Linked DNA regions of Homo sapiens: region 1 is linked to region 2. Evidence: read pairs that join two places in POLR2A ChIA-PET (ENCODE). Cell type or tissue: MCF 10A. All regions are shown on one strand. Links, peaks and the distances in the headings refer to the core of each region. The heading gives the core; the rest is flanking DNA.

Region 1 (2,940 bases), core at 194-2,693, 54 kb after region 2:
ATGGACGTGTCAATGACTTGAAAAAAAGTCACATCCAGCAAATGCAGGGTCACATGAAATATGGGCCTCCTGGAATCCCTACAGTGGATGGAGACTGGCTCATACCTTGCCAGATCCCTCTCTCAGTTCCAGCCTTCTGGACAAGGCCTGGGCTAAGAGGAGCTGATTCGTTATCTCTTCACCCACTGCCCTCTCAGTATCACCAGTCCCAAAGACAGGATACGTCCCTGTAACCCAATCTCTCGGTTGATTGATAGCAGAACAGCTCTTGTTGGTCTGAGAAGGCAGGATAAGTGACCACATATTTATGCCACTACCTCCACCAGGGAGAGTCCTTCTCCACAGGCTTGATAAATTCAATCACCAACTGTGCTGTCGTCCCTGACTCTGCTACTCCCGTTCTTCCTGCTTTCCTGCTCCGTATCTCAGTCTGCACTGACCCCAGGGCTGGGCTGACATCAAGATGGGAGCCCAGCCCACGGGCTTTATAAACACCCAAGAACCGTTTCAGATCTTCTCTGTGCTGATGCAGGTAGTTTTAAATTTTTCTCAGTTCCAGTGATAGAAAACCCACACAATACATCCTCTGCCAGTCTTAATAGAATATCAGAGGTAAGAGGGGCCTCAGAGAAGCTCTGACGCAGTGCTGCTGGGGAAGGGAAGTGACTAACCCCGGGTCAGCCTGCCATTTAGGGAAAGAGCTGAGGTTCTTACCCTTGTTGCATGCTGCCACCTCTCCTTAGCCAGTGCTCTTGTACATCCACACAGCACCCTAAGGAGCCATAGTCACCATCAAAGACTCAACCCTAAGGCCCTTCAAGATCTCAAAGTGCCTTCTGAAGCATCAGAGATTAAATATTGTTCAAACTAATAGTTATTGCTGTGGCTTTTAATTTTATCTTTGGAAGATAGCTATATGGTAACTCATCATTAACCAGAACACCTCTCCCCTCAAATTCCGTGACCAAGTTGTGCAGCTTGAGCAAATGCCGAAAGAGGGTATTATGGGTGGGTGGTGTGGGCTTGCAAATACAAGCTTGGAGGTGAGACATGGCCAGACATGACTCCTGCTTCCCCTTAGGAAGTAAATCTTACTTATGGTTGTGAACTGCTTGGAGTCCAGGATGCCCAGATGTGAGGGGCAGATGAAGGGAATGTTGCTGGAAAGGTGCCTTTTAAGGCTGCTGAGAATTTCTGGACTGTGTCCTGATGGACGCAGCACCATCAAAGCCCAGAATTTCTGAAAACGGTGACAAGGTTAACATAAGGACAACAAATACTCCACCCTGTCATGGTATGTGAGGTGTGGGTGTGGCGGTTTCTGTGTACGTTTGCTCATACACGCACATCCAAAAGCCTGTGCCTCATTCCTGGCCATGGGTGAGGACTTGGTCTGTCACGGCTGATGAGGACTCCCACAACCGGCCAAGTTATGTCTTATTATACACCCCCAGAAAGAGAGAAAGCTGCCTTCTGGAGGACTGATTCCACATGCTATATTCAGCTGAGTTGATTTCTGTGTCTATTTCAACCCATAACCTGAAGAATGATCACCTTATTCCTTATTCATTAATTTTCTTGATTAATAGGGAAACTTGGGAATAGCTATAAAGTAAAACTTGGGTGGAACCTGGGGCCCTGGCATCACACAAGTGTGATTAGGATGGTCAAGGTCATCAGGAGTACAGCCTATTATATTCCCACATCCTGAGAAAGGTCATTTCTCCCACACACGACAAAGTCACAGACATCCTGCACCTGCCACTAGGCATCCTCATCCTACTGACATGCCCATTTCTCCAGTTTTCTTAATCTGAGACTCCCTTCCCTTGTTTTTTAAAGATACCGTGCTTCTCCACATCCTCATCCTTCAAGGAGCATATTTTGCTCTTAGGATGGTCTTTGGGATTCAAGAATAGAATAATAAATCCAAACTTGGTCATTCCCATTTTGAAGAGATGCAAGAGGGCCCAGTGAGGACATCCGCCTCCCTGAAAGTGGTGCTAGACAGAGCTGAGGTCATTGTATCTGTGTATCCACATAGGATTTCTCTTAATTCAGCTTGAATTGATGGGGAGGGAGGTAAGAGTAGGGTCAGAGTTACTCATCCCTTTTCAAAGAATTGTGGGTGGAAGTTTGTAAAGGCCATTCATTTGATTTTCAAAATCAAAGCGACAGCTCTACTTCCACTTGGCCTTAGATCTCTGCTATACCCTGCCATAGCCTTGATGCCACTGGGCACAAGCCACCTGCCAAATACAGGAGTGGCCTCTCCCAGCCTGGCATGATAGGGGGGTCTGTGCCCTCAGATGTGTTGACAGCTGCTCTTCTGAATTGCCACACCTGTGCTACACTTGGAATTCTGTGCTCTGACTCTGCAGGGTAGGACCACGTGCCATCTCACACAGAGGTCAACCGATGAGCCCACTCACTCGTACATGCCTTCTTCCACAGTGGGAAGCATGATCTGGCAGGGGCCGCCCTGTAGGCTGGGGATGGGCTGCTGTGTGAATGTTGACGTTCGTTTCATGGAGAAAGGGGAGGTGAAAGATTGAAGAGCAGGTTCCTGTCAATGTTCTGAGTTCGAGCTGGAGGTGTAGATTGAATAGTCTACATGGTCTGTGAGTGTGTGAGATGAACCCTTCCATCCTTTGACACCTGGTTGTATGTGTAGGCTAAGAAGGAAGGACCCTCCTGTCAGTGTGCAAAGCTGTAATCTCATGGACTAGAGGAGAGGGGGCCAAGGGGATGGACAGGAGAAGTCATGCAGAATCTAAGCAGGAATGCAGATAGAACACATCTAGGCTCTTTTCCCCAGGAGAGTGATGATGGAGCATATAGATCTGGCTCAAATTCAGCCTCCATCACTTACCAGTCAGGAACCCTGGCGATATCACTTTAACTTTCTGAACCTCAGAGTCTTCACCTATAAGACGGGGA
Region 2 (2,898 bases), core at 345-2,844:
GTAAGACCAGGAGAGAAAAGATGAGAAGTAGAGCTGAAACTTCTCTAAAATTTGGAGTAAGAGCTCTTTTCCATTCTACATTCTCCTGGCTTCTTCCTGCTAGACTTCTCTGAAGGGATCTTGCTTTAGAAACTAAAGGATGCTGAAGCCCTTGCTTGCCAAATTCCAATTTCTCATGTCCTATCTGAGGATAAGACCACCTCAGCTCCTCTTCTGGAGAAAGCGAACTAGCACAGGTGAGAGTGGGGAAATAACAGCAGGCTGAGAGCCAGAATGAACATCCCAGTGACCTGTCTCTAATGCTGGGTTAATGACAGGTTAACACAATGCTAGCTTGTTAGAGAAGTCCCCTTTTGCTAAGAGTGGGTACAGTGTTAATCCAAAGTCTGTGGATCAAAGTGCTCCCTCTTCTCATTCATTAGGTCTGAATTACTCTTACCTCACAGCAGAAGAAAAGACTGAATGCCCATTTGGGCTACAGATGCCACCATCCAAGCAAATGTGGACAATGCAACCTTGTAAAAGTGCCAAACACGCCTCCCCAACCATATCTCATTCTCACACTGGTGGTGGTGGGGGCATCCCCATCCCCCAACCCCTGTAGTCTCATAGCCATAGGACAACAGAAAAGTCAGGAGAAGCGATGTGATGGTTGAACACTTCTAGACTCAGACTGTTGCTATATTGCAAATGTCCATTTGTTATAAATTACATGTCCTGTCTCTTAAAATAACCTTCCTCTGGACAAGGACCTTTTCTTCTACTTCTGTTTAGCTTTCCCCTATCCCTGCCCCTACCAGCCCAAAGCTCCACAAAGACACTAAGTACATGTTATGTAACCACTAAACAGGAATAGCAGGTTACTTAACATCTTGGACACAATTTTGAGAAGAATCTAGGTAAGCAGCCTTTAGAAGCTGCCTATGGTATCCTACTTGGGACATACGAGTAAAGGACCCGGGGTCAGGAGTCAGTTGCCAGTGATGACAACCTTTATCATCCTGGCAGGGTCTGCACCTCTCTCCAGGGTGCTTAAAATCCCCAGCTGCTCTCTAGAGACAATTATTTAATTCAGTGATTTGTTCCACATCACTCAGCAATGTAAAGGGTTAAAGATGGGACTAGAACCTAGAATAACCCTCTAAAACACAGCAGCCTGCCTTCCAGGGGGTTATATCATTTAACATTATGATCTGCTCAAACATCAAACCCAAAGAACTGTCCTTTCAGGACTATGAGGAATTCAGAATTCCTAGGCTGACACTTTTGTCTGAGAAACTACTATCCAGTATTTTTCCACCTAACTTCCTAAGGTGGAGTTCTTAACCCGAGCTATGAATCAGAATCATCCGGGAAGCTACTTAAATACATGCATGTCCAGACCCAGATCCCAGAGATTCTGAGTCAGTATTAAGCATAAGGTGGACACAGGCATGTTTATGATTCAACAATCCTAAAGGCAATTCTAAGGAATACTCCTGGATGAGAACCACAGCAAAAAGTCTTCCATTACCAAATGAAAACACCCTTGGAAAATAGCTAACTCCTTCTCACTGGTTACCTCTAAAAGACCAGCAGATAACTTTAAGGTGGGGAGTCACCTATCTCTTTTTAAAATCCCATGAGAACCCTAAACTTGCCTCTCAGAAAAACATACATATATTCGTACATTTTGCATGCAAAATTGGGAAAGAGAATAAGCCATCATGGTCATCAAGGGGCTAAGAATTTCTTCCCTAAACATTTTCTGTTTAACCCTACAAAGAAAATGAAATGACAGAAGTGAATAGAGAAATACAAACAGTTACGAGCTAGATCCCACAGGGTTCCAAGGACTTCTCTGGACATCAAGATGAGATAGTTTCTCTTTATGAACAAAAGAATACTCCAATGAGAGAGATTAAATTCATCATCAAGCTTTTCCACATTTGGGAAAAAAATGGTCATGTAAAAACTATTTTGTTTTGATGTTTCTTTCTTCTTAAGGACAGTGTGCTGAAATTATTCAAAAATAAGCAGTTTTAGTGAACTCTTCTCTGCCTCTTGCCTTGAGCAACTCAAACATCAGTGGTGACTCCTGAATCTAACTGCCCTTCTAAACAGCCCCAGAGGATACTGGCTTTGGCAGGAAAAGTTGCTGTGATTGGCAAAGAACCTGAGAGTCATGGGAGAAAAGACATGACTGCTCTCTAAGAGCCCTGCAAGAGCTAGAGCCCACCCTACTCTCCTAAACCCCACTCTGCAGACCTCAAAAGACCCAGGCCTGACTCTAAATTAAAAATAAAAACCAAGACATTTCCCACATGCTCAGAGCCAGATTCTCCCAGGGCATCGAAGACTTAGAACTGTTTCTCATGAAAGGAGGCAAGAACTCTCACCCTATGTCTACTTGCAAGCTCCAGAATATTCTGTGGATGTCCTGTAGTCTGGGCTGGCCCTTACAGGACCTGGCTGGAGAGGAAGGGAGAAAGGAAAGGAAAGACTCCTCCAGTCCAGATCCATTTAGACCCACTGCAGAAAGCATTAACTGGGCCAGACTTGTCTCTTGTCAATCACCCCTTCCTTCCTAGACAGACACCACAATGCCATGCATTACACTGGACAATCCAGAGGGGACATGAAAGTGGGGGAAGAAAGCAGTCAAGTAAGGAGTGTGAGGAAAACACACATTGAAGAGACAAAAGTGAAGGAAAAATAGACTTTTTGTCCCCCGACTGCTCACCCGCCCTCCATCCCCCAACACTTCACCAACATGAGGACATTAGTGAAGACACCAGGGAACAGAGAGAAGATCCAAGAGTGTGGGGCATGCTCAGCCCCAAGGGAGTGTATCTTTTTCCTCCTCCTCCAGATCATCCCATCTGAGAATCTGTCCTAAAAGACTCAATTTGCTAACTT

The links. ChIA-PET counts read pairs that join two places held together with the same protein. Peaks named below come from ENCODE experiments on the same cell type or tissue, not always from the same donor. Only the 100,000 strongest peaks of a DNase experiment are listed, where the experiment ranks them.
Region 1: POLR2A ChIA-PET joins it to region 2 with 84 read pairs; 6 of 35 experiments call an interaction of 5 or more read pairs at or near these places.

Annotation. Positions count from the first base shown.
Region 1 is chr1:207,018,626-207,021,565 of GRCh38, reverse strand. C1orf116 (chromosome 1 open reading frame 116) reads left to right here. Exons shown (of 4, transcript NM_023938.6): 4 at 1-2,940. Among named protein-coding and RNA genes, the nearest start is that of C1orf116, 13 kb to the left of the region's middle. RefSeq lists an enhancer at 820-2,019. In MCF 10A, for the core only: no CTCF peak of the experiment used is centred there; a DNase peak (open chromatin) is centred at 1,335.
Region 2 is chr1:207,072,589-207,075,486 of GRCh38, reverse strand. It overlaps PFKFB2 (6-phosphofructo-2-kinase/fructose-2,6-biphosphatase 2), which reads right to left. Exons shown (of 15, transcript NM_006212.2): 15 at 1-2,898. Among named protein-coding and RNA genes, the nearest start is that of C4BPB, 15 kb to the left of the region's middle. In MCF 10A, for the core only: no CTCF peak of the experiment used is centred there; a DNase peak (open chromatin) is centred at 1,366.